Linked DNA regions of Homo sapiens: region 1 is linked to region 2. A link is a loop called in an ENCODE intact Hi-C map of the cell type or tissue named here. Cell type or tissue: CD14-positive monocyte. All regions are shown on one strand. Links, peaks and the distances in the headings refer to the core of each region. The heading gives the core; the rest is flanking DNA.

Evidence for each region. A loop is a pair of places that touch in the nucleus more often than their neighbours do. Peaks named below come from ENCODE experiments on the same cell type or tissue, not always from the same donor. Only the 100,000 strongest peaks of a DNase experiment are listed, where the experiment ranks them.
Region 1: it touches region 2 in a loop (3-fold over the local background); 72 of 110 quality-filtered maps call a loop at or near these places.

The regions. Positions count from the first base shown.
Region 1 is chr17:34,997,975-35,013,291 of GRCh38, forward strand. It overlaps LIG3 (DNA ligase 3), which reads left to right. Exons shown (of 20, transcript NM_013975.4): 13 at 245-322; 14 at 630-753; 15 at 1,333-1,475; 16 at 1,808-1,882; 17 at 3,283-3,429; 18 at 3,935-4,130; 19 at 4,694-4,815; 20 at 6,299-11,769. The coding sequence ends at 6,532. RFFL (ring finger and FYVE like domain containing E3 ubiquitin protein ligase) reads right to left here. Exons shown (of 7, transcript NM_001017368.2): 7 at 8,016-14,175. The coding sequence ends at 13,994. RAD51L3-RFFL (RAD51L3-RFFL readthrough) reads right to left here. Exons shown (of 7, transcript NR_037714.1): 7 at 11,138-14,175. It also overlaps the pseudogene OSTCP7. Among named protein-coding and RNA genes, the nearest start is that of LIG3, 25 kb to the left of the region's middle. In CD14-positive monocyte, for the core only: CTCF peaks have their summits at 397 (motif pointing right) and 597; a DNase peak (open chromatin) is centred at 417; H3K27ac peaks cover 1,242 bases.
Region 2 is chr17:35,104,092-35,117,312 of GRCh38, forward strand. RAD51D (RAD51 paralog D) reads right to left here. Exons shown (of 10, transcript NM_002878.4): 4 at 3,275-3,356; 5 at 2,897-3,031; 6 at 2,295-2,390. RAD51L3-RFFL (RAD51L3-RFFL readthrough) reads right to left here. Exons shown (of 7, transcript NR_037714.1): 2 at 2,295-2,390. Among named protein-coding and RNA genes, the nearest start is that of RAD51D, 9.2 kb to the right of the region's middle. In CD14-positive monocyte, for the core only: no CTCF peak of the experiment used is centred there; a DNase peak (open chromatin) is centred at 3,950.

The sequences.
Region 1 (15,317 bases), core at 7-8,006, 110 kb before region 2:
GCTAGTCTTCACCCAGAAGGGTAGGGCATGGAAATCCTTCCTAGGTAAGCCTCCTGTGTTTCAAAGCCACAGCAGCCCTCTGTTTGGGATGAGAAGCAACCTGCTTTCTAACCCTTTGTCCCTTATATTTCAAGTAAGGGTGTTTCCAGTGGACACTTAACTAGTGTGTGAAAAGGAACAACCCCCACTCACTCACCACCTTCTCCACTCTCACACCAACTTCAGCATCTCTCTTGTCCCTCAGAAAGCTTTGGACTTGGCTGACATGATAACCCGGGTGATCCAGGAGGGATTGGAGGGGCTGGTGCTGAAGGATGTGAAGGTAAAGTGGCCTCGCTTGGCTTCTCCTGTCGACTCACTCGCAGCCCTCTCCCCTGAGCCTTTCCAGCCCTGACCAGGAGATGGCGGTGGCAGCCTGCAGTGGTTGGGGTGGCTGCTGGGGAAGTGTGGGCAGATGTGTCCTGGATCTGGAGGACTGCTTTGTGTGTCTCCTATAGTGCCTGGAGCCTGAGGGCTCTTACCCTGAGGGAGGGGCACTGGGCTAGATCTGGTGTGTAGCAGTGAAGGGGTGAACCCATCCTCATGGAGTTGCCTTTCTATTCTGTGGTCTCTCTTTTGCTTCCCTTCAGGGTACATATGAGCCTGGGAAGCGGCACTGGCTGAAAGTGAAGAAAGACTATTTGAACGAGGGGGCCATGGCCGACACAGCTGACCTGGTGGTCCTTGGAGCCTTCTATGGGCAAGGGAGCAAAGGTCAGGGTGGCCTCTGCCCCCTGGGGTGGTACTGTTTTAGAAGGTACCGCTTGAGGTACAGGCTGGCCTTGTTACTGGCTTGATCTGCCAGCATGGCCAGTTATGACTTCCGAAGTCCTAGGATCTAGGGCCCCAAGCTGGCCTGAGTCACCTCAGGCAGAGCTGCTTACTCGGTTAGGGAGAAGTCAGAATAGAGTACCCTATGCTAGCCTAGCAGAAGGACGCTTACCACCAATTATTTCGTCAGGGCCTGACAGCTTTCTCCTCAGGCAAAATCTCTTTCCTGACTGGAAAGGAAGCTGGAGTCTGAGGAACTAATACTTTTAAGCAATCTATCATGTGTCCAACACAGTTCAATGCCCCAGAGCCCAACAGGTTGGGTGTGATTATCCCTCATTTACAGAAGAGGAAATTGGGGCTTATAAAGGTTAAAATTACACAGTTAGTAAGAGGTAGCTCCAAGAGGTAAACTCTGGCACTCTGACGGCCAGGACCCAAGGTCCTCTCCCTGGCCCTGGGCTCTTGGGACTGGCAGAGATGGCTCCTCCAACCCACACTCATCTCACACTCCCCTCCCAGGCGGCATGATGTCAATCTTCCTCATGGGCTGCTACGACCCTGGCAGCCAGAAGTGGTGCACAGTCACCAAGTGTGCAGGAGGCCATGATGATGCCACGCTTGCCCGCCTGCAGAATGAACTAGACATGGTGAAGATCAGCAAGGTGAGGAAGGGACCTGGTTGGCCATGGCCTCTGGACTGGCCGCCATCACTGAGACAGAGGCTGTGCTTTGGGGACTACAGGTATTTCTGTCTCCCCAGAAAGAAGGGTTGCAGCTTGCTCAGGGGAGCAGGATTAGGCCTTATAATCTCTGAATGCCTTCTTGTGGAAAATGGCTTGCATGCCTCTAGGTCATACCCACTCTGGGCTGGGAGGATCACATGGCTCAAACATCAGCTGTTTAAGTGGCTTCTTATAATCTCATTACCAAGAGAAGGGATTTAAGCCTTGTTCCAGGTTGGGAACAGCCCAAAGTAGCATCTTTTCTCCTCTAGGACCCCAGCAAAATACCCAGCTGGTTGAAGGTCAACAAGATCTACTATCCTGACTTCATCGTCCCAGACCCAAAGGTATCAACCCAGTGGCTTGGGGGCCTCCAGCTCATAGAATTAGCTTGCAGGTTCTCTAGTGCCATAGAGAATCCATCTCACCTCGCTGAAAGTCCACCCAGGGATAGGGGTCTGGATTTCCAGCTGAGTGATAGGCACAGGGACAACCAGACAACTCTGAGGAATTTTGAATAGAATTCTTTCTGCAATACAATTGCTTTAAAAAAAGAGAGAGAAGAAGAGAGTACCTATCCCCTCAGCACAAAGGGTGTGTTCTAGAAGTAATCTGGCCCAATCCCTTCTTGTACCGACCAAGAAAGAGATCTAGAGAACAAACAGGACTTCCCTAAGGTTATTCAGCAACAGCAGCAGCAGAACTAGGACCCAAGTTTCCCAGCTGTTAGCCAAAGCTTTTTTGGTTTTTGTTTTGTTTTGTTTTTGAGACGGAGTTTCACTCTTGTTGCCCAGGCTGGAGTGCAATAGCGGGATCTCAGCTCACCACAACCTCCGCCTCCCGGGTTCAAGTGATTCTCCTGCTTCAGCCTCCCAGGTAGCTGGGATTACAGGCATGTGCCACCGTGGCCAGCTAATTTTGTATTTTTAGTAGAGATGTGGTTTCTCCATGTTGGTCAGGCTGGTCTTGAACTCTTGACCTCAGGTGACCTGCCCGCCTCAGTCTCCCAGGGTGCTGGGATTACAGGCGTGAGCCACTGCACCCAGCCGCCTTTTTGGTTTTAATTGTTCTGTATTGCTTCTAGCTGGTTGGGAGATACTTTTTTTTTTTTTTTTTTTTTTTTTGAGACAGGGTCTCACTCTGTTGTCCAGGCTGGAGTGCAGTGGCATGATCTCATCTCACTGCAGCCTCCGCCTCCTGGGTTCAAGCAGTTCTCTCACCTCAGTCTCCCAAGTAGCTGGGATTACAGGGGTGCCACCACCCCCAGCTAATTTTTGCATTTTTAGTAGAGATAGGGTTTTACCATGTTGGCCAGGCTGGTCTCAAACTCCTGACCTCAGGTGATCCACCTGCCTTGGCCTCCCAAAGTGCTGGGATTACAGATGCAAGCCACCGCGCCTGGCCAATACTTGCTTCTCCCTTTTTTTGAGACAGTCTCGTTCTGGAGAGCAGTGGCATGATCTCAGCTCACTGCAACCTCTGCCTCCTGGGTTCAAGCGATTCTCATACCTCAGCCTTCTGAGTAGCTGGGACTACAGGCGTGCACCACCGTGCCTGGCTAATTTTTGTTATTTTTTGTAGAGACGGGGTTGCGTCATGTTGGCCAGGCTGGTCTCAAACTCCTGACCTCAAGTAATCTGCCCACCTCAGCCTTCCTAAGTGCTGGGATTACAGGCTTGAGCCACCACGCCCGGCCACTGATACTATCTTCTTAACCAGTGATGACCTGCTGGCTTACTCCTGACAGAAAGCTGCCGTGTGGGAGATCACAGGGGCTGAATTCTCCAAATCGGAGGCTCATACAGCTGACGGGATCTCCATCCGATTCCCTCGCTGCACCCGAATCCGAGATGATAAGGACTGGAAATCTGCCACTAACCTTCCCCAACTCAAGGTAGCAGCTCTTAGGCTGTATATGTATTCTCCACCCCACTGTCCAGGCCTTGGAGCCTTGGGCATCTAGACCATTCACATGTCCTCTGTCTTCTCCTTTCCCCCATTCTCCTGAGGCAGAGCAAGGAGGGCAATTAGAGAGGGAGACAAACTGCTGCTGGGCCAGGGGCACAGCACTAGACCTCCTTCTCCCTCCATCTCTGAGTAGAGAACCTTGCATTTGCAAGGCCCCACTGAGCAGCCTTTAGTCTGGGGAATAAGAGTTTGCTCCTGTTGCCCCAGCAAAGCCTGCTTTGCTGTACAGAGAACAATGATTTGTACCCTGATTACTCAGGCTATAGGGCCATACTTTGGAATGGTGCCAAGGGAGCCAACTCCTTTTCCTTGCTCTTTATCTTTCTCACATCTTTGTTCCCATATGCGCCTAAAATACACCACACACACCACCTCTGAGGCCAGACTGGGAAGGCAATGAAACCCTCTGACATTGTCCCTCCCCGCCTCAGGAACTGTACCAGTTGTCCAAGGAGAAGGCAGACTTCACTGTAGTGGCTGGAGATGAGGGGAGCTCCACTACAGGGGGTAGCAGTGAAGAGAATAAGGGTCCCTCAGGGTCTGCTGTGTCCCGCAAGGCCCCCAGCAAGCCCTCAGCCAGTACCAAGAAAGCAGAAGGGAAGCTGAGTAACTCCAACAGCAAAGATGGTAAGGATAGGGAGGGGGCTGGTATGGTGAAGAGGGCGGTGTGAGGGGCAGAGATCCAAGGGCAGGGACCCAGTCTCACATTCCAGCCCTGAGATCTCATGATTATCTGTGTCCACTGCAGTGGACACAGACTACATTCCTGGTGTGTGTCCAGCCATGGGCCAGAGACCCTTCTGCTGGGCACCCTGTATCTGCTCAGCAAACCTGAATGGAGCAGTACCCTGGGGACAGCCAGTCTGACCAGGGAATAAGCTACCTTTGAGTAAAGGGCTTAGCTGATAACTCTTCACTCCCCTCTCACCTATGCTCATAGCAGAGAAAGCCCCTGGTCCTTCCCATTACTGCCCCTGACTTCAGGGAGCATTATCAGCAATCCCTACCCTCTTAGTTCTTTTGTATCATATGTTTTTTAGAGACAGGGTCTCACTCTGTCATCCAGGCTGGAGTGCAGTGGCACGACCATAGCTCACTGCAGCCTCGAACTCCTGAGTTGAATTGATCCTCCCGAGTAGCTGGGACTATAGGTGTGCACCACCACACCCAGCTTCCTCTCTGTCCTGCAGGCAACATGCAGACTGCAAAGCCTTCCGCTATGAAGGTGGGGGAGAAGCTGGCCACAAAGTCTTCTCCAGTGAAAGTAGGGGAGAAGCGGAAAGCTGCTGATGAGACGCTGTGCCAAACAAAGGTGAGGGTAAAAACAGCAACACACCACGTGGGCCAGTTTAGCCCAGGTTGTGTTCCCAACCTTCTGTACAAGAAGTTTGAAAGAGGATGAGCAAAGGTGTTTGGGGAACATCGGCTAAACCTCTTCCCTGCCTGCAGCCACTCCTCTGTCGTGGGCAGGGTCAGCAATGCTGCTGCTCACCCTATGTCCTCTTGTTGCCTTGCAGAGGCGGCCAGCCAGTGAGCAGAGAGGAAGAACTGTGCCAGCAGGCAGGAGATAGAACAGCCCGGCCTAGCCAGGAGAGACTGCAGGGACTCACTCAGCTGCTGGCCCCAAGTCAAAATTTACATTAAAGGGAAAAGACCAGTCTGGGTGTGGGAATGCAGCATTGAGTTTGTGGTCAGGGTGGAAGCAGGTCCAGCAAGCAGCGAGTCGGGGAGAGGGCACTGGCTTGGTGACTCTCCTCCCACCTGAGGAGCCTTTTCCCTGTTACATTTTCTTGTCAGTCTTGGGTTTGGCAACATCTCCTGAGCAATTCTTTTTTTTTTTGAGATAAGTCTCGCTCTGTTGCCTAGGCTGGAGTGAAGTGGTGCAATCACAGCGCACTGCAACCTCCGCTCACTGCAACCTCCGCCTCCCAGGTTCAAGCGATTCTCCGGCTTCAGCCTCCCGAGTAGCTGGGAGTATAGGCATGTGCCACCATGCCCGGCTAATTTTTGTATTTTTAGTAGAGACGGGATTTCACCATGTTGGTCAGGCTGGTCCCAAAGTCCTGACCTCAAGTGATCCGCCTGCCTTGGTCTCCCAAAGTGCTGGGATTACAGGCCTGAGCCACCATACCCGGCCTCTTTTGAGCACTTTCTGATGCCAAGAACTAGGTTTAGTACTGGCTCAACTCTGGGGGAGCTGATGCCTCAAAGGACAGATAGAGAAGTAAACATATGATTGACACCCATGTCATTGCGCCCCCACGCTCCCCACCGCCATCCAGGAGTAAGCATAGAAGTCTCACAGCACAAGGCCTGAACTCGGTCCCCAACAGACCTGTAGAAACCTTTCCCCTCTCTCTTCCCAGCCTGAAGTCCTTGAACCCATTGAGAGTAGTAAGCAGGACTCCTGACCCCTCAGTCTAGCAGGTTGTACAGAGTAGACTGCTTGGTCTCAGGGGACATCACTGAGTCTGGGGGCACTGAGTCAGAGCCAGCTCCGCCTGCCCACCATGACTGGGTGGCTCTTATACACATGTACTCTTCCCATCTCCAGGTCCCAGATGTCGAGGCCTGTCCACTCTCCTTTTCCCCTAGGCAGGGATGGAGGGGCGTGTCAGTCCTGTATAATTTGGAGTGACTGGAGGGGTGGGGGTATTGATGCATGGTATTCCAGTAAACTTCTCTGCTTGTGTCCTAACTCTAGGCTCCCTCATTCTGTCCCGTGCTCATTTGGGTGAAGACCCATCTGTACCCAGTGTAGGTCTGACCCCACCCTGACCCCTCTGCATTTGCAGGTATTGCTGGACATCTTCACTGGGGTGCGGCTTTACTTGCCACCCTCCACACCAGACTTCAGCCGTCTCAGACGCTACTTTGTGGCATTCGACGGGGACCTGGTACAGGAATTTGATATGACTTCAGCCACGCACGTGCTGGGTAGCAGGGACAAGAACCCTGCGGCCCAGCAGGTCTCCCCAGAGTGGATTTGGGCATGTATCCGGAAACGGAGACTGGTAGCTCCCTGCTAGGTTTGCTGTCTTCCCTCTCCCTCAGGCCATACTCTCCTTTACCATACTACTGGACTGGACTCAGGCTGGAGGCAGATAGACACAGTATAGGGGGAATGGGCTTGCTTCTCCCAAACCCACCAGTTCTCCACTGTCTCTTCTGGACCAGGAATTAGTTGCTGTGGGTGCCACAGCTGAAGTCAGTTTGTCTTGCTGGTTTAAATAGATCTTTCAGAGCTGGGTGCTGGGTTTGCCATCTTTTTGTTTTCTTTGAAAAGCAGCTTAGTTACCCTTTTTATAAATAAAATATCTTGCAGTTATCTTTGTCCTTTCCCCACCTACACCCCCAATAATTTCCCTAGAGATTAAGGAGTAAAGGCTGGGCTATGGCAGCTCTGTCCACAAAGCCTTCTCTCCCATCCTTGCCTGTTCCTTTGTACTTCCAGGCTCATTTTAAAGTTGTATTTAAAGGACTGCCCTCGGAAATGCTTCTGTTTAGCGGAACTTGTATTCAGCCTGACACGCTTTGCCAGGAACAAACCTCATGTGAAAGAAAACAAAATGAATTTTTTTACTTTCTTCTCTGTGTTCTCCTATTACATGGTGAGGATCCCCAGTTTGAAGGGAGGGGACTAGGGTCAGGTAGGAAAATGGGGCCTTTATGAAGAAAGGGGAGGTTATTTGGGCCACTCCTCTGGAGGGATAGAGGGCTCCAGGAAGATCTGCATCCCCAAAACCTGGAAACAAGACTGTTCTTTAAGAATAAAAATCCACATGGGGCTTGAGGCCAAGAACAGCCCTTGTTGCCACCAACATGGAGACTTTGTACCATATCCCATTCTTAGTGCTCGAGTGTTCCAACCTGAAGTTGAAGAAGCCACCCTGGCTGCACATGCCATCAGCCATGACTGTGTATGCTCTGGTGGTGGTGTCTTACTTCCTCATGACTGGAGGAATAATTATATGATATTGTTGAACCCCCAAGTATTGGCTGATGAACGTGGGCATCAGAGGCCAGTAGCTTTCTTGGCCTACAAAGTAAATGGACAGTATATTATGGAAGGATTTGCATCCAGCTTCCTGTTTACAATGGGAGGTTTAGGTTTCATAATGCTGGACCAGTCGAATGCACCAAATATCCCAAAACTCAATCGATTTTTTTTCTTCTATTCATTGGATTCGTCTGTGTCCTACTGAGTTTTTTCATGGCTGGAGTATTCATGTGAATGAAACTGCCGGGCTATCTGATGGGTTAGAGCGCCTTTAAGAAGAAATCAGTGGATACTGGATTTGCTCCTGTCAATGAAGTTCTAAAGGCTGTACCAATCCTCCAATATGAAATGTGGGAAAGAATGAAGAGCAGCAGTAAAAGAAATACCTAGCGAAAAAAACAGGAAGCATATTGAAGCTCGGACTAGAATTTCTTCTTGGTATCAGAGAGACAAGTTTATCACAGTATTTTTTTTTTTCCTGCTGACCTATTGATAATACCAACAATGTTGAGTGGCATTTTCTTCTTAGTTTTTAATTTCTTAAAGAAAATATACTCCATATCTGCAGGGAAAAAAATAAAAATCCACACCTGAGAACAGATCCATACAACCTGCTTACAAAGAACAGCTCCTGTGCTACCTGAGGCTGATTTATTTGAAGAACAAAAGGAAGAGAGACAATTTAGTGTAGACAAGTGCTATTCAATAGAACTTTTTGCAGCAGTGGAAATATCCATAAATCTGCAGTATCCAACCAAACTAGCCACAGACAGCTGCTGAGCAATTGAAATGAAGCTGGCACAACTAAGGAACTGAAGTTCTTATTTTAATTCAACTTCAAATGGTCACATGTCACTAGTGACTACCACACTGGACAGTGCAGGTGTAGACGGAGTTCAGATCAGACTCCTGAAACTTAATGGCTCTAACCTTAGGCAAGTTACGTTAACATCTAAGCCTCAATCCCTCCAAGTAGAATGGGTGCACCTAAATCATAGGGTTGTCCTGTTGTCCTGAGCAACATTATGTAAAGCACTTAGCCCAGAGCCTAGCACATAGTTATCTAGAGTTGGGAACGTCACTCCTGGTGTGCATGTCCAGACCCTACCCGGGAGAAGGGCCTAACCTATGACTTTAGAACCCTCAGTTGCAGGTGTGCATGTTCCAGCCAACACTCCACTCTGAGTGCAGGCTCATCAGGACACCATATGGTTGTAAACTGGCTGCCATGTCCCAATCCTTCCAGCTCTTGAGGGTCAGTTCTCACCTTATGAACAAATTAACAGGCTCTGGACCTATAAGATCAAGGACCACTGCGCCCCCTGGCCACCCCACCGCCCCCCCCCAACTTTGATCTGATTGACTTTGGCTTCCACCTACTGTTTAAAATGTGTATGTTGGGGGAGTAGGGACAGCACGGGGGAGGGGTTTACTTTCCTGACTCTAGCCCAGGACATTTGGTGTTTTTGAATAGGCACCATTCAGCCTTGCTTCAGTATTAGGAATAAGATACTTTTTATTCCATCCTCTATGGAGACAAAAAGCTGCTCCTCCTTTGAGTACTGACCTACATAGATTTCCATTTCTCTCTTCAGCCTCAGGCCAAACAAACAACCGGACAGGGCAGCAGAACAAGGCTGTCTCCTCAGGATCCTGCCAAAGGCACTGTCCTCTCCAACCTGGACCCAGCCCCACTTGCCCTTATTGGTTGCTTACACCCAGAGTGCACACTCACAGGAAAGGGCCTCTGCTGGCTGCAGGTGATCATCTTGTCCCTTCTCTGCCTTAGTGTGTGTTATTGCCATTTCAATGTCAGTGGTTTTTTATGTATTTTCTTCCAGTCTTTGCTGCTGAGATCTGACTGTATATACTATTTTGTATCCTTTCATGTATTTCTTTCATGTATTTCAATGCAGCCCTCAACATCATCATCATAAATCTCTCCAGCAGAATGCTGGAGGCCTCCCTCTTCTGAACCTCTACATGCTGCTGGCTGGCATCAAGCAGAGGTCATCACTGGGTGCTGAACAGGTCAGCTCCCTAGGGCAATGTGAGCAAAGTGTTGTGGCTCATCCTCGATCCTTTATGCCCTTTTGGCAAGATTCCTTTCTCTTCTCAGTCACAGCAGATGGACACATAATCTTGTTCTCCCAGGGGCTGCATTCTCAGTAGTCTTTTCCCTGCTCCTTGGGCGCCTGGTCAGGGAGGTTTGTACAAGCCTGCGCACACACAGCAGTCTGTCACGAGGCTGGGCCAACCTTTTTTTTTTTTTTAAACAGACTCTTGCTCTGTCATTCAGGCTGGAGTGCAGTGGTGCAATCTCAGCTCACTGCAACCTCTGCTTCCCGGGTTCACAAGCAATTCTCATGCCTCAGCCTCCCAAGTGGCTAAGACTTAACAAACAGGCACACACCATCACTCGCAGCTAAGTTTTTGTATTTTTAGTAGAGACCACGTTTCGCCATGTTGTCCAGACTGGTCTCAAACTCCTGGCCTCGAGTCATCCACGCACCTCAGCCTCCCAAAGTGCTGGGATTACAGGCGTGAGCCATGGCGCCCAGCCTGGGCCAACCTTTTCTGAGCCATAGTCCAGCTGTACTACAGCTGTATCCAAAAGGTACCATGTATCTCCCAGGGTAACCTGAAGACCTAACTGGGCATACTAACTGTCCTCAGATTTCAGTTCTTTAAGGCCCATCTCTTCTAGATCAGTGTAAATATCTGAACTCACTTGGTGCTTCAACCCAATTGGTCTTGGGATTCATCCTTTACCTACCCAGCTCTCATTCTCTTCTAGGTTGTTCCATGGCCTCTTCCATATATTACATTTGTGGTCTTGAGCAAGTTAGTTAGTTACAACAACACTGAGCATCTTGACCAAGGTCACTTGGCCCAACCACAGGCTAATCCCAGGCCATGTGCACATCCCAGGATTAGCTTGTGGTTTATCAGTTGTCAATTTTTTTTTTTTTTTAATACAGGGTCTCACTCTGTCACCCTGGCTGGAGTGCGGTGGCGATCAGAGCTCACTGCAGCTTCAATCTCCTGGCTCAAGTGATCCTCCCACCTCAGCCTTCCAAGTAGTTGGGACTACCCACATGCACCACCATGCACGGCTAATTTTTTGGTTTTTTTGGGTTTTTTGTTTGTGTTTTTTTTTGTTTTGTTTTTTGAGACAGAGTCTCGCTCTTTCGCCCAGGCCGGACTGCAGTGGCGCAATCTTGGCTCACTGCAAGCTCCGCCTCCCGGGTTCACACCATTCTCCTGCCTCAGCCTCCCGAGTAGCTGGGACTACAGGCACCCGCCACCACGCCTGGCTAATTTTTTGTATTTTTAGTAGAGACGGGGTTTCACCGTGTTAGCCAGGGTGGTCTCGATCTCCTGACCTCGTGATCTGCCCGCCTCAGCCTCCCAAAGTGCTGGGATTACAGGCGTGAGCCACCGCACCCGGCCCTTGTTTGTTTTTTTAAGTAGAGACAAGGTCTCACTACATTGCCCAGGTTGGTCTCAAACTCCTGAGCTCAAGCAGTCTTCCCACCTTGGCCTCCTAAAGTGTGGAAATTATAGCATGAACCACTGTCAGGCTCTTTTGTCAGTCCTATCAACCTCTAACATCCTCGCACCAGACAGGACAGGTGTCTGTATTGAAACTTTATTACAAAATTATAAAGCAGAGCTCTGTAACAAAATAATACACATTTGGGTTTGCTTTAACCTCCAAGTAAGTCTGAGAAAATCTTAATAAAAGCCACTTGAAGTAACAATTCACATCCAAGAGATTTCCACAAATTTATACAATGTATATTGAGCACTAGTTCCTGTACAGCTTATTCTTATTAGTTTGGATCCAACTATTCCAATGTATTATGAACCAGTCAGCTATCTGTCTTTTGAAACAAGTCTTAACTGAAATCTCAGAGTAATCAGCAAAAGCTACGGAATAATTCTAAGAATTAGATGTTTCCATATCATTAAAACCAAGGATCCATGAGGGGCAGAAGGGAGGATTCAAAGATTTAAAAAAAATCAAATTTTAGACCTTGGTTAAATATTAACTGGAATGGGATCTTGGAACTCCCAACTTTAATTTGGTGTAATAAAAATGATGCAAAAAAAAAAAAAATCAGGGTTGTTTGACACCTTTTTTCCTAAAGGGAAACCTTCACCAAAAGGGGATAAAAGATTTAAAGGCAAAATGAGTAAACAACCTCAGTTTTAATTCTTACTGAGGTTACTAACCAGCTATCAGTATATTATTTTCGATTTGTGTCTAGGAGGGAAACTGAAGAGGAGGTAAGGCTTCAGCAGAGAAAGCAGGTTGTAAGTAGAGAGCCAGCTTCTGCCCTTAAGTTACTGCTAGATCTTAGCTGAATTGCACATACATAGACCTGTTTTACAGAGGAACTGAGTAGCTGAATGAATGATCCTTTGCTAATTGGTAGGCATTGTAAACTATAGTATTTACTGCCCATGACAAAAGTGGAAAGGGATGTCTTCATGAGCAAATCTGATTCCCCCAACTCCTGCAAAGGCTGTGGTTCAGAATCAAATCATCCAGGACTTTGTATAACATTGAGGTAAGTGGCCCAGTGTTCAGTTGACTAGTTTATGCAGTTATTTCATTCCTCCAAAGGGGTTTAGTGGTTGGTGATGGAAGAAAGCATAAATATGTCTGTACCAATGTAATAAGTCCCTTTAGAGGTTTCCCTCTGCCATCCAGAGTCATGATTGGTTCTAGTCTCAGATTTTTCAGCTGCATGGGAGGGGTAAGGGGTGGGAGGTGTCTGCCAAGGCGTTTAGGGTTTGCATAGTTCATCCATTGGTAATGGGAAAACACTCTGCTTTCCTGATCATGTGTTTTGTGCTTGGCCACGCTTCTGCAGCAAACTCTTAAGTCCTCCAGCTCCTCTAGGGGTGTAAAGACTGTGAGGGCTCAAATACATCACCTACTCATTGCATGGTCCTTCCTAAAGAGCCTAGAAAATGGTTTCTCCTGCTGGGTGTGGTGGCTCACGCCTGTAATCCCAGCACTTTGGGAAGCTGAGGCGGGCGGATCATAAGGTCAAGAGTTCAAGACCAGCCTGGTGAACATGGTAAAACCCCGTCTCTACTAAAAATACAAAAATTAGCCTGGTGTGGTGGTGGGCGCCTATAATCCCAGCTACTCTGGAGGCTAAGGCAGGAGAATAGCTTGAACCTGGGAGGTGGAGGTTGCAGTAAGCCAAGACTGTACCACTGCACTCCAGCCTGGGCAACAGAGTGAGACTCAAAAAAAAAAAAAAAATGCTTTCTCCCTGACCTGCCCCCAAAAATCAGTGGGCTAGGAAAGGGAATGAAAGTAGGGTCTCCTCACTCCCCACCAACCTGGGAAATAAAGACTTGAACTGTCGGCTTACAACAGAATCCAGTCTCATTCAGTACCTCCTGAAAGCTCTTAAGTGCTCTGTCTTAACATTTGCTCTCCAGGAACTTCAACAGCAGTCTGGCCAGAGAAGAGCACAGGCTCTTTGCCTAAATCTATTTCTTCAATGAAACCAAATTTAAAACTACCATGGATAAGGGAGGGATTTCATTTTCAGCGAAAAGTGGCTTAAGACTTCTAGTTGGGAAAAGGATCAGAAGCCAAGCCAAAATTAAGGAGAAGGCCACTGCCTCCACCCATTGCTTCCCCTTTCCGCATAAACTAAGGATGGTGCAAATCAGGTCCCAAGAGAAGCAGCAGCAGGGATTATGCACGCACTATCCCTTGCAGACAGAAACAAATTTCCCAGCAGTTTGGGAGCCTGATGTTTTGTTGGCTCCCAGAGTCAGGTCAGGAGACCAACAGCTTCCAATCCCAGCATTTAATGAAGTGGCTTTTAACAACTTTGAAATTTTTCTATAGCATTTGTATTTCATTTCTCACCAAAGATAAGTTTACTGGTCTAAAATCTGTCCTAAGGACCACTATCGGTCTGGTAAACTAACATTTTTGGTCCAAAGAAACAAATGGATTTAGGCAATGTAGCAAGAGACTTTAGCAAAGATAGTTAAAGCACAGAAAGCCGGAGAGACCAGAAATTTAAATCCGAATGTGCTGGGGAGGAGGACTTCTGATTGATGAAACACATGGGCAAGCATCTCCCATATGGGGTGGGGATGGGTTGGGTACAGGAGGAGGGGTGAAACTGTCTAGGTTCAGGGAGGAAGACAGGACCCAAGTTCTGGAAAGTTCTCTGTTCATCAGTTACCATCATCACTCCAAGATCACTGAACCAAGAACATACCCATGTGATTTATACAAGTTCCCACTGGCCTTGGGCTTTGCCAGCCAAGAGGTACACCCCTGGGAAGACAGGCATGCTCAGGGGTGACATGGCATCTTGCTTGACCTGGTTTTGGGAACCCTGCAATATTTCTACTAGCTTGCTCCTCTGCAAGCTGGCCAACCCTGAGCCCAGACACCCCAGGCTATTTCCCTGTAAGGCACTGAAGAAACCGATGCAAGCTCTCAGGACCGGAAGACATGCACAGCTCGGATTACATACTGCCGGCAGATGGGACATTCATTCATGCGCTTGCCACACTTGGTACAGGTTACCATGTGGCCACACTCCAGAAGAACACAGTCAATGGGTGAGTCCATGCAGATCTTACACAGGTTCTCCTCCAAGCCTGATGGTACTGCTCCCCCTGTACAAACACACAGGGCAGAAAAAAAGGGGCAGAGGAGTGAGGAGAATGTCTTAAGTGTATAGGGGTGACTGGGGGAGGGAGGTGGGAGATAACAGGTACATTGTAAACAAAGTCTCAGTGCACATGCTTCCCTCAAATAGAGCTCCTCCGAGGAAACATTTCCTCAATAACCAACTCTGGTTACTTGTTTAATCCACACTTCATCCCCTCCAACAGGTAAAGATTTGAAAAGTACACAGCACTTGTGGATCAGACACATCCCAGAACATGAGAACTAAGGCAAAGTTCTCAAAGCTTAAAAGAAATAATTTTCAGACTGTTGGGGCTGTAATATAGTGAGTGTGTGAGTGGCACGTAGGGACTCATTATCCCCTGAGGCAGAACAGGCTAAAAAGATAAAACTGGTTCAGAAAAGTTTAGATAGAAATGGAACTGTGATGAATGGTTCATTAAGGATCACAAGGCTTTATCTATAAACATATCCTCCATTTAATAAAGTCAGGGATCATGGGGGACCCCTCTGCTATCTCACAAACTACTCCCAGGTTTCCTGAGGAAACTTCCTGGTGGAGAAACTTGGCAGAGATTACTGCTCCCTCTTTCTACCCCCACAAAACTTTTTTATACCCCCATGACTGCTTATCACATTGGATTAAAATTTTGAGTTTGCCTACTTACTCCCAGAGTAGACTATGAGCTCTTTAATTCAACATATTCAATCAATTTTTACAATTATATGCTTAGCATTTATTCCATGCTCCAAGGTTAGATATTCATCTTTGAAGCCCCCAATGCCAGTTATATGGTAGGTACTCTAAATGTCTGATGAATGAACATCTTCCCAAGGGAATGACAACATCCCACATTTACTGAATGCTTACCGTGTGCCAGGCAGGGTCCTGAAAGCTTTGCATGTGTTAACTCACTGAAGCCTCACAAAAACTATAAAGTAGGACCTCTTGTTATTTTCATTTTATAGATGAGGCCAACTGGGGCAAAAAAGTTAAGTGGCTTGCCCAAGGGCACAAAGCTGCTAAGTCGAGGAGCCAGGATTCAAACCCAGGCAGGCTGGCCCCACAGCTCCTGCTCTAGAATGGCCTTCTGCCTAACTGCCCTAAGAGTAGAAACTATCCAGACAG
Region 2 (13,221 bases), core at 523-8,522:
AAAATAACTAAAAACTACATTAAAGTCATCAAATTTCAGAAAGCTCCGCAGAGAGTCCTGAGGCCTCTGGTCATGGATCTCTCAGCAGCCATCTCTCTCCTGTGTCCAGCCTCCCACCATGGTGGTAAGGCCCTTCTTTTCCTTTTCTGACTCCCTCCTTTCTTTCCCTTGTCCTGCTAACTACCACCCTCAAATTCCTAACTTCCTTTGCTGAAGAGTTTAGCCTTCTCTTTACTTCACTGTCTCCTTCTAGATCATGCCTCTAGGCCTCATCTTCCGTATCTAAAATGCCTCCAAATAAATTCCCTAAGTCTTGCTCTGTCACCCAGGCTGGAGTGCAGTGGCATGATCTCAGCTAACTGCAACCTCTGCCTCCTCGGTTCAAACGATTCTCATGCCTCAGCTTCCTAAGTAGCTGTGACTATGGGTGCACACATTGGGTGCACACTACGGGTGCTAATTTTTGTATTTTTAGCAGAGACGGGGTTTTACCGTGTTGGCCAGGCTGGTCTCGAAATCCGGCCTCAAGTGATCTGGCCACTTTGGCCTCCCAAAATGCCAGGATTACAGGCATGAGCCACCAAGCCTAGCCTGTGCCATCTTTCTAACCATAATTTTCTGTCTTTACACAAGCAGGAGAATCCTCCTGGTTTCCCTGGACTTAAACTGTTTTTGATGCTTCTTTTCTCTTCTCCCTTACTTCTTATATCCTGATTCTGGTTCTTTTTCTTTTCTTCTTTCTTTTTCTTTTTTTTTTTTTTAAGACAGGGTCTTGCTATGCTGCCCAGGCTGGTCCTGAACTCCTGGGCTCAAGTGATCCTCCTGCCTTGGCCTTCCAAAGCATTGGGATTTTAGGCGTGAGCCACCGCTCCTAGTCTCAGATTCTTAACCCCTAGAAACTGTGAGATAAGAAATACTATGTCTTAAGCCACTAAGGTTTTGGTAACTTATTATGCAATAATAGAAGATATATCATCTAATGGTCCTACAGTAAAAAATACAGTCTTCTGATCTGGAATTGAGAGGTTTGGGCTATAAGGTTAGTTCTTGCCCTAAATATTTGGTCAACTTTGGTCAACTCACTTCACTTCTCCGGCCTTCACTCTTCTCATCTCTAAAAGTGAGGTAAGCACTACTCAGCTTCATGTCTCAACAAGCTGGTGGGTCATAACCAGCTATGACTTCTGAGGTAAGTATTTGTTCAACATTTTTTTTTAAAGACGGGGTCTAGCTCTGCTGACCAGGCTAAGGTACAGTGGTATGATCATAGCTCACTGCAACCTCCAACTGCTAGGCTCAAGCAATCCTCCCGTCTCAGCCTCTGGAGTCATTAGGATTACAGGTGTGGGCCACCACTCCCAGCTTGTTCAACTATTATATGTTCTAAAGTTTGTAAAAATCATTGACTTTATATATAGTCGTGGGGATGCCCGTGTGAACACGTCATGCTTTGGGGTGAGAGGAAAAGTTTGAGATAAACTATTCTATCTTTAAGGTATCCTCCACATCTAGTCATTTATAAATCAGTGCACCAAATCCTGTCTAAGCACCCAACATGAGTAGCAAAGTGCCAACCCAAATGCCATTCTAAATCCTTCCCATTAACATGACTCTGAATGTGTTCAGCGACTGGGCAGAAATCTGACTTCAGGGATGGTGGGCCCAGGTCTTAGTCCAAGATACACACATAACCCCATTTTGGCCAACTAGATGTAAGGGGAAGAGGGACGTCTATTAGTGGGCTCTGGAGAAAGATTCTTCATCCCTGATAAAAGGGAGGAGGTACAGAAAAGAACCATCTATCTTTTACTGCCTTGAATATGGATGTGGATGTGTGAAGACAAGATGCTTGGAGCTTTGGCAGCCTCTTTGCAACCATGAGGGGAAGAACAAGAAAATCAGACACACAAATCTATTGCCCTGATAGCATGGACCTGCCAACCTCCCAACTCATGTGACATAATTAAATGTCCTCAAGCTTCAAGTCTCTGTCAGACAACCTCTATTACTTGCAGCTAAAAGTATTCCTCACTCACCTAGTGGGGAATGCAGACATAAATATGACATGATCCTTCCACTCAGGGGGCTTTACTGTTCAGCAGGGAAGATGAACATGTAAACAATGAGGTATGTGATTTAGGTGCTCGGGAATTCCATCCTGGGAGTAGCAAGCATAGTTGGAGTCACCAGATTGCACATCTGCATTTCCAAACAGTCTGTAGTAGGACACCTGCCCACAGAGATAGCACCTAGAAAGCTGAATTAAGCAAGGAGGGGCAGAACAGCAGGCTCACCTGCTGGGCCACAGTGCCTCGGAGCTCCTGCAGCACATCCAGCATCTGGAAGATGTCAAATGCATGCACCACCTGGATCCTCCGGAGAGCTTCTGCCTGAAGCGGTGGAAAAGAAAAGCAAGGACTTTGGATAAGAGGGAGTAGGGGGGTCAAGGTAAGGCTGAGAAGGAAGAGGCACCTGGATGCAAGGACTCAGGTCCAGGGTGGCAAATGAGCTTTGTCTAATGGTCAGTTGTCACAGTGGTGGCTGCCTGGGTGCTGAGCTGTAAAGTACTCAGAACTCAGCAGGAAAGAGGGATATGACTGATTAGTGATGTCTCTCACAGGTGAGAAATGGACTGGAAACACAAAGCTTGGTGTTTGCCAGCCCTGGTTTAGGGCATGCAAAGAGTTGGGAGGGTTTCCTGGAAGAATCAGTGTGAGTAGCATCCCAAATGGGATGATGGCATCAACAGGGGTGGCTTAAGGAATACGAGATGTATTAATAGAACAGCAAGTTTGAAGGCAAGGAATGACTATTCAACCCAAATTCTTACAATGTTAAGGGATAATGGGGTTTTCCTGTGTCAGAATCTCAATGGAACCCAGCATCCTGCCCTTACCTGTTCCTCCTCATCCTGGGTTTTAGCCTGAAGCAGCTGGAGGAGGCGGGAAGCTGTCAGCCCTCCATTGGAATCTACATATAGGACGTTTTGCTGCAGGCCATGGGCCACATTTGCTGCCATACAGAGACATACCTGGGGGTGGGGGCATTGGATGAACTTGACACTTCAGAGAGGGTCCAGATGGGAGCTCCCCACCAAACCTTGCCCAGATTCCAGCAACACAAATGGGCTGAGTCCCGACCCCATTCCTTATTACCCATCTTCTCTCTGTTGGGCTCTGAACCCATTAGTACGCTGAAGCTCCCCCAGGGACCCTGGGCTATGCATCTACCACCCTCACCCCTAAATCCTCCTGACTGCTGGCCTCACATGTACCTGAGTTTTGCCGCTACCTGGGCCTCCTACAATTTCAGTCACTTCTCCAGTATAGAGACCAGCATCAAGCAGTTTATCAAGACTGATGGCAGAAGAGAAGAAAATCAACACAAGAGGTTAGGAGGAAGACAGGGGAAAAGGTACCAAGAAGAAAAGTAAGACATTTCTTTCAAGCACTGGTTCTGTCTTTGAACATCACTGGCCAGGAGGCTTCTCCTGGTGTTTTCTTCTGGTAAGGAGGGAATGCCCAAATGTGCCTTCTCTGGTCTCTCTTCATCCCTCCACTCTTAAAGATCAGCTCTCCAGAGAGGCCTCTGCCACCCCATCAGAAGGTTCTCCCTTCATTTTTCATCTCAGGCCCTGTGGGTTTCCTTTTTTTTTTTTTTTTTTTTTTTTTTTGAGACGGAGTCTCTCTTTGTTGTCCAGGCCGGAGTGCTGGAGTGCAGTGGCGTGATCTCTACTCACTGCAACCTCCACCTCCCAGGCTCAAGTGATTTTCCTGCCTCAGCCTCCCGAGTAGCTGGGACTACAGGTGCCCGCCACCATACCCGACTAGTTTTTTTAATTAGAGACGGGGTTTCACCATGTTGGCCAGCCTGGTCTCAAACTCCTGACCTCAAGCGATCCACCCACCTCGGCCTCCCAGAGTGCTGCAATTATAGGCGTGAGTCACCACGCCCAGCTGTTTGTGGGTTTCCTTGATAGCGTTTCCCAAAATTTGTCGCTTTTTTTAAACTTTGATGGTGGCACACGCCTGTAGTCCTAGCTACTCAGGAGGCTGAGGCAGGAGAATCGCTTGAACCCAGGAGGTGGAGGTTACAGTGAGCCGAGATCACGCCACTGCACTCCAGCCTGGTGACAGAGCAAGACTCTGTCTCAAAAAAACAAAACAAACAACAACAACAACAACAAGAAAAAACAACTTTGAGATAATTATAGATTCCCAGGAAGTTGCAAAAAGTCCATGAACCCTTCACCTGGTTTACCTTAATAATAACAACTGTACTACAAAATGTATTGTACTAGCCAGGGGCCTGTAGTCTCAGTTACTTGGGAGGCTAAGGTGGGAGGATCACTTGAGTCCAGGAGTTCAAGTCTAGCCCAGGCAACATAGCAAGACCCTTTTCTCTTTAAAAAAAAAAAAAAAAAAAAAAAAAAGGACTATAGTATATCACACAAGTAGCAAACTGATGTTGGTACTATCCACAGAGCTTATTCAGATTTCACCAGTGTTCCTAGCATTCAAGCACGTGTGTTGATGTGTCTAGTCCTATGCCATTTTATCACATATGTAGATTTACACGACTACTATAATCAAGATACAGAACATTTCCATCACTATAAGTCTTCCTCCTGCTACCCTTTTATAGCCACATTCCTCCCATTCACCCCTAATCCCGAATCCCTGGCAACCACTAATCTCTATTATGTTATTTCAAGAACAAAGTTATGTACATAGAATTATACACTGTGTAACCTTTGTGATTGGCTTTTTTTCTTTTCTTTTTTTTTTTTTTTTGAGACGGAGTCTCGCTCTGTCGCCCAGGCTGGAGTGCAGTGGTGCAATCTCAGCTCATTGCAACCTCCACCTCCCAGGTTCAAGCAGTTCTCCTGTCTCAGCCTCCCGAGTACCTGGGATTACAGGCGCCCACCACCACACCTGGATAATTTTTGTATTTTTAGTAGAGACGGGGTTTTGCCATTTTGGGCAGACTGGTCTGGAACTCCTGACCTCAAGTGATCCGCCCAACACAGCCTCCCAAAGTGCGGGGATTACAGACATGAGCCACCGTGCCTGGCCCTGCGATTGGCTTTTTTACTCAGCATCATTCCCTTGAGATCCATCCCAGTTATTGCATATATGGATAGTTCATTCCTTTTTACTGCTAAAAAGTATTCCATGGTATGGATGTACCACAGTTTATTTAACCATTCATCCATTGAAGGGCATTTGGTTGTTTCCACTTTGGGGCTACTATAAATAAAACTGCTATAAGCATTTTTTACAGGTTTTTGTATAAACCCAAGTTTTTACAACGTTGGGATAAATGCCCAAGAATACAATTGCTGGGTGGTATGGTAAATGCATTATTAATTTTATAAGAAACTACCAAACTATTTTCCAGAGTGGCTATGCCATTTTACATATCCGCTAACAATGTATATATGAGTAGTCCAGTGTCTCCACATCTTCATCAGCATTTGGTATTATCATTATTTTTTTATTTTAGTCTTTCTGATAGGTATGAAATAATAGCTCACTGTGTTTTTAATTTGCATTTCCCTAATAGTTAATAGTGTTGAACTTTTTTTTTTTTTGAAACGGAGTTTCACTCTTGTTGCCCAGGATGGAGTGCAATGGCGTGATCTCGGCTCACCACAACCTCCACCTCTCAGGTTCAAGCAATTCTCCTGCCTCAGCCTCCCGAGTAGCTAGGATTACAGGCATGCACCACCACGCCTGGCTAATTTTGTATTTTTAGTAGAGACGAGGTTTCTTCATGTTGGTCAGGCTGATCTCAAACTCCCGACCTCAGGTGATCAACCTGCCTTGGCCTCCCGAAGTGCTGGGATTACAGGCGTAAGCCACCACGCCTGGCTTTTTTTTTTTTTTTGAGATAGGGTCTCACGTCTCACTGTGTCACCCAGGCTAGAATTCAGTGGCATGGTCACAGCTCACTGCAATCTTGACCTCCCAGGCTGAGGTGATCCTCCCACATCAGCTCCCCCAAGTAGCTGGGACTACAGGCATGTGCCACCACACCCAGCTAATTTTTGTATTTTTTTGGTAGAGACAGGGTTTTTGCCACGTTGCCCAGGCCAGTTTTGAACTCCTGGGCTCAAGCAATCTGACCACCTCAGCCTCTCAAAGTGCTGGGATTACAGGTGTGAGCCAGCCCTTGCCCATTTTCTAATTGAATTGTTTGATTTTTTATTGTTGGGTTTTAAGAATTCTTTCTTCATTCTAGATACAAGTCCTTTGTTGAATACATGGCTTGTAACTATGTTTCCCATTCTGTACTTCTCTTTTCATTCTGTTTTGCACAGCAAAAGTTTTAAATTTTGATTAGGCCCCATTAATCAAAAATTTTTTCATGGATCATACTTTTGGCATCAAATCTAAGAACTCTTTGCCTAGATTTTCTCCTGTTTTGTTCTAAAAATTAGACAATTTGGTTTTACATTTAAGTCTATGATCCATTTTCAATTTTTGTATAAGGTATAAGGTTTAGGTTGATTATTGTATATTTTTAGCCTATGATGTCCAATAGCTCCAGCGCCCTTTGTTCAAAGGCTGTCTTTCCTCCAACACATTGTTTCTGTACCCTTGTCAAAAATCAATTGTGTGTAATCCCAGCATTTTGGGAGGCTGAGGCGGGAGCATTGCTTGAGCCCAGGAGTTTGAGGCCAGCCTGGGCAACATAATGAAACCCTGTCTCTATAAAAAAAATACAAACAGGCTGGGCGCGGTGGCTCACGCCAGTGATCCCAGCACTTTGGGAGGCCGAGGCGGGCGATCACCTGAGGTCAGGAGTTCAAGACCAGCCTGGCCAACATGGTGAAACCCCATCTCTATTAAAAATACAAGATTAGCTGGGCATGGTGGCATGCACCTGTAATCCCAGCTACCCGTGAGGTCGAGGCAGGTGAATCAAACCCGGGAGGCGGGGGTTGCAGTGAGCCGAGATCACGCCATTGCACTCCAGTCTGGGCAAAAAGAGAGAAACTCAGGCCAGGCGCGTTGACTCACACCTGTAATCCCAGCACTTTGGGAGTCCGAGGCGGGTGGATCACCTGAGGTCAGGAGTTCGAGACCAGCCTGACCAACATGGAGAAACCCCGTCTCTACTAAAAATACAAAAAAGTTAGCCAGGCCTGGTGGCATGTGCCTGTAGGAGAATCGCTTGAACCCGGGAGGCGGAGGTTGCGGTGAGCCGAGATCACGCCATTGCACTCCAGGTCAGGCAACAAGAGCGAAACTCCATCTCAAAAAAAAAAAAAAGAGAGAGAGAGAAACTCCGTCTAAAAAAAAAAAAATACAAATACAAATAACCAGGCATGGTGTCCCACACCTGTAGTCCCAGCTACTCGGGAGGCTTGGGGTGGAAGGATTGCCTGAGCCCAGGGAGGTCAAGGCTGCAGTGAGCTGTAATAGCAGCAGTACCCTCCATCCTGGGTGACAGAGCAAGACTCTGTCTCAAAAAAAAAAAAATTAGTTGTGTATACTTGTGGAGGTCTATTTCTGGGTTATCTATTCTGTTCCACTGATCTGTGTCCATCTGTCCCTTGGTCAATACCACACTAGGCTTAATTATGTAGCTATATAGCAAGTCTTAACCCTGGGTAGACTGATTCCTCCAGCTATCCTTTTTCCAAATTGTTTTAGCTAATCTAGGTAAAACTGGTCTTCCCGTAATTATTAGAATAAGCTTGTCTATGTCTATAGAAAAAAAAAACTTGCTGGGATTTTAATAGGAACTGCGTTAAATTACAGATCAACTTGGGGACAATTGAAATCTTCATTATGTTCAGTCTCCCAATCCATGAACAAAGTACATGTCATCCATTTATCCGAGTCATCTTTGATCTCTTTCATCAACAATTTAAAAATTTTCAGCATACAGATTCTACACATGCTTTGTTAGACTTATACCCAAGTATTTCATTTCTCTGAAACAACTATAAATGGCATTGTGTTTTTGTTTGTTTGTTTATTTGCTTGTTTTTTTGAGACGGAGTCTCGCTCTGTCGCCCAGGCTGGAGTGCAGTGGCGCAATCTTGGCTCACTGCAAGCTCTGCCTCCCAGGTTCACGTCATTCTCGTGCCTCAGCCTCCCCAGCAGCTGGGACTACAGGCACACACTGCCACGCCCAGCTAATTTTTGTATTTTCAGTAGAGATGGGGTTTCTCTGTGTTAGCCAGGATGGTCTCGATCTCCTGACCTTGTGATCTGCCCACCTCAGCCTCCCAAAGTGCTGGGATTACAGGCGTGAACCACCACGCCCAGCCATTTTGTTTGTTTTGTTTTTTTGAGACAGTTTCACTCTGTCACCCAGGTTGAAGTGCAGTGGCACAATATCCGCTCACTGTAACCTGCATCTCCCAGATTCAAGTGATTCTCCCGTCTCAGCCTCCCAAGTGGCTGGGATTACAACCACCCACCACCACGCCCAGCTAATTTTTGTATTTCTAGTAAAGACCAGGTTTCATCATATTGGCCAGGCTGGTCTCGAACTCCTGACCTCAGGTGATCCACTTGCCTCGACCTTCCAAAGTGCTGGGATTACAGGCATGAGCCACTGCGGCCGGCCAATAAATGGTAGTGTTTTTTATTTTAGTTTTGACATGTTCACTGTGAGTATAGAGAAATGCAGTTGATTTGTATGTGTTGGTCTTGTATCCTCACTAGTCCTAGGAGTTTGTAATTATTTGTTATTTGCTTGTTTTTGTTTGTCTTGCTCATCTAGCTGAGAGCACCATGGGGCAAGGACTGGGTCCGATCCCTGTCGCATCCCCAGCACTAGCACAGTGCCTGAAACACAGGAGGCACCCAATAATCATTCCAGAAAAATGAGTAACAGAAAGGTGCTATCACTTTTATTTCGCTTCTGTATCATCAACACTGGCTGTGAAAGACTTGGGATAAACCTCATGACATGCCAATTCCTAAACCAGGTTCTCTCCCTCAACCACATGAAACAGGTCACCACCTACCCTCCATGCCCTGCCCTATCTCTAGGCTGAAGTTTCTTCTATGCCACGGCCTGTACCAATGCCTGATCACATGCGTACCTTTCCTAGCCCTACAATCACCTTCCTAGGTTCCAGTCCTTGAGATGGTTCTTGATGACCTCCCATGACCTCTCTGTATATGCCGAACAGCACTTTAGTAAGCATCCCATCCATTTTTTTTTTCTTTTTGAGACGGAGTCTCGCTCTGTCACCAGGCTGGAGTGCAGTGGTGTGCTCTCGGCTCACTGCAACCTCCGCCTCTCGGGTTCAAACAATTCTCCTGCCTCAGCCTCCCGAGTAGCTGGGATTATAGGCACCCACCACCACGCCTGGCTAATTTTTGTATTTTTAGTAGAGATGGGGTTTCGCCATGTTGGCCAGGCTGGTCTCAAACTCCTGACCTCAGGTGACCCACTCGCCTTGGCCTCCCAAAGTGCTGGGATTATAGGCATGAGCCACCGTGCCTGGCCCCCAACCATTTTAATTCCAGGGACTCCCCATGATTATACCCACAGGTTCCTGCCAGTCAAAACACTCTGGTTACCACTCTAGCCCTGTGGCTTCTTGAGATAATTGTGCTCACCCCATCTCTGTTTAATAAGTATCCAGCCTCTACCACTCCTGATTCCATTCTTCCCATTGAGATCAGAGGAACCCCAGTGTGGTCCCCAGACCAGGTGCATCAGCAACCTTTAAGGACTAGCTAGAAATGCAAATTCACAGCTCCGCTCCCCAAGACCTACTGAATCAGAAACTCTGGGAATGCAGCCCACACTTGAAACTTGAGTTTCAACAAGGCCTCCAAGTGATTTTGAAGCCTGCTCAAGTTTCAGAACCATTAGACTAGAGTAGTTAGTCTCAATCCTGCCTGCACATTAAAATCAGGGGAGTTGGCTGGACGCAGTGGCTCTCGCCTGTAATCCTAGCACTTTGGGAGGCCGAGGCGGGTGGATCACGAGGTCAGGAGATCGAGACCATCCCGGCTAACACGGTGAAACTCCGTCTCTACTAAAAATACAAAAAATTAGCTGGGCGTGGTGGCGGGCGCCTGTAGTCCCAGCTACTTGGGAGGCTGAAGCAGGAGAATGGCATGAACCCGGGAGGTGGAGCTTGCAGTGAGCCGAGATCGCGCCACTGCACCCCAGCCTGGGCGACAGAGCAAGATTCCGTCTCAAAAAAATAAAATTAATTAATTAAATAAAATAAAATCAGGGGAGTTTTTTAAAAAATGCCTATGTCAGCAGTACCCAAAGTTGTCTGCACATTGGATTCACCTGGGAGCTTCAAAAAAATACTGATGCCTGGCCAGGCATGGTGGCTCATACCTGTCATCTCAACACTTTGGGAGACAGAGGTAGGATTGCTTGAGCCCAGGAATTTGAGACCAGCCTTGGCAACACAGCAAGACCCCTGTCTCTACAAAAAAAAAAAATTTTTTTTAATTAGCCAGGCATGGTGGTGAGCACCTGTAGTCCCAGCTACTTGGGAGGCTGAGGCAGGGAGACTGCCTGAGTCCAGGAGTTCAAGGCTGCAGTGAACTATGATTGTGCACCACTGCACTCCTGCCTGGGCAACAGAGCAAGACCCTGTCTCTAAAAAACAAATTAAAAAATTAAAAAATACTGATGCCTGTGTCCCACTCACAGTGAATGAGATTAATTGGTCTGGGGGAGACTTGGACTTCGTAATGTTTAAAAGAGTCCTCAGGTGACTCCAATGGGCACACAAGTTTGGGAACCACTGACCTAGACTAATTAAATTAGAATATATAGAGTTGGGACCAGAGCATGAATATCTCAAGTTTCCCAGATGATTCTAACGTGCAGCTGGGGTTGAAGCACTGGTGTTGACTCTAGTCAAGAATCAACCACATCCTTGGCTGTGGAGATCAGTCTGTATAAGGTATTCCCAAATCCACCTTCCAGCCAACTTCTCACCTGAGTTTCCATTCCGTGCCTCTCCGACTGCCCAGAGAACCTTCCTACCAATATGTCCCCATCACCTTTAACTCCGCATGTCAACAGGGAGAGACCCCTGTCTTGCCCCATGAAGCAGAAGTACACCTGGGTTTTACCACTGCCTAGAATACAGGTGATTTCTGGGACTTATCCTCTGCCTTTCCCTCTGAACTGCCTTTTAGCCATTCTTTCAGTCATCCATTCACACACCACTTCAATGCCTCATATTTCCTGACAGTCTTATTCTAAAATGAGGGGACTGTGGGATGAACAGACCTAGCTCTGGCCTATAAGGAATAATCAATCTCCCTCATCAACATAGCTTTTCCCAAAGTACGTTACATGCTATAACACCCTGTAAGGAATCATTGCACCTCAGCACTAAAGGTTCTGAGGCGGCCTACAACAGAGAAACCTGTTTAATTTGGATTAGTCAGGCATTTCTCAAACTTCTGACTACAGAACTCCCCTCCTCCCAAGTTTTAAAGTTACACCATTAACTGTCCACAGCACACGGTAAGAAAGGCTAGAGACTGGGCATGGTAGCTCACGCCTGTAATCCCAGCACTTTGGAAGGCCAAGGCGGGCGGATCACGAGGTCAGAAGATCGAGACCATCCTGGCCAACATGGCGAAAGTCCATCTCTACTAAAAATACAAAAAATTAGCTGGGCGTTGATGGCACGCACCTGTAGTCCCAGCTACTCGGGAGGCTGAGTCAGGAGAATCACTTGAACCCTGGAGGCGGAGGTTGCAGTGAGCCGAGATCACGCCACTGCACTCCAGCCTGGCAACAGAGTGAAACTCCGTCAAAAAAAAGAAAGAAAGAAGGAAAGAAGGAAAGGAAGGAAGGAAGGAAGGAAGGAAGGAAGGAAGGAAGGAAGAAAGAAAAGGAAGAAAGGAAAGAAAGAAAGAAAGAAAGAAAGAAAGAAAGAAAGAAAGAAAGAAAGAAAGAAAGGCTAGAAACCTGGTGAGTCAGCTTTGATTCTTCACAATACATTCCAAACTCCGACAAAAAAAAAAAAGAAAGAAAGAAAGAAAGGCTAGAAACCTGGTGAGTCAGCTTTGATTCTTCACAATACATTCCTCCTGGTAGTAGGTCTTGTCACAGTTCCTCTTCAACATGTCTCCCACTGTTCTAGACTGGACTCACATACCCCAGGCCAGCACTGCCAGGGCCCTGCTTGGCCTCTGCCACCCTTCCACCCTGCACACCTCTACCCCACTGTCTATAACCCTGCTTTCACAATGGCCTCCCGCCTCCAGGGAGACAGCCGGGCAGATGAGTTAAGAGCCGCGTTCTTAGACTTAGGAGTGTGACAAGCATGAACTCAAATAACTGGTCTGCCGTTTGCTAACTGCACAATCTTGAACAAGTCATTTAACCTGAGTCCCAATTTCTTCACCTATAGAATGATGATTTATTTTTATTTTATTTTATTTTATTTTATTTTTTTGAGATGGAGTCTTGCCCTGTTGCCCAGGCTGGAGTGCAGTGGTGCGATCTCCGCTCACTGCAAGCTCCGCTTCCCGGGTTCATGCTATTCTCCTGCCTCAGCCTTCCGAGTAGCTGGGACTACAGGCGCCCGCCACCACGCCCAGCTAATATTTTGTACTTTTAGTAGAGACGGGGTTTTACCGTGTTAGCCAGGACAGTCTCGATTTCCTGACCTCATGATCCGCCCACCTCAGCCTCCCAAAGTGCTGTGATCACAGGCGTGAGCCACTGCGCCCGGCCTAGAATGATGATTTAAACAGTAACATGCTCATTGGTGGTTGTGACGAATAAATGAAATAATGTACCGTGAAGTGCTGACCGCAGTGCCTCGTTCATCGAAAGCATTCAGCGAAAGTCCATCTGTTCCTCCATGCCCAAGTCCTGCCTTCTTCAGAGCATTCCTGACCCCACTCCACGATCTCCCTGCGGGGACCTGAGGCAGCTGCAGTCCTCCCAGGTTCCCACTTGAGTGCGCCCTCCATGTCTGTTGGATTTATAAACTCCCTAAGCCCAAGGCCAATCGGCTTCCTGTTCACCACTCCCTCCTTACCGTTGCCTCCCTCGGTGCTTACAGCTCTCTTGTATTCACTTGATTTTCCCCTACACCCAACTAGAGGCCTTAAGGGCAGGGGCCTTGCCTCATTCGTGTATGTATCATCTGCACATACCAAGCACCCAGCAGGCCCTTAGCCAGTGCTTGATGGATCACAGACTCAGACCCCCAACCAGGGAAAGCAAGCACCACACTGCATGAACCCT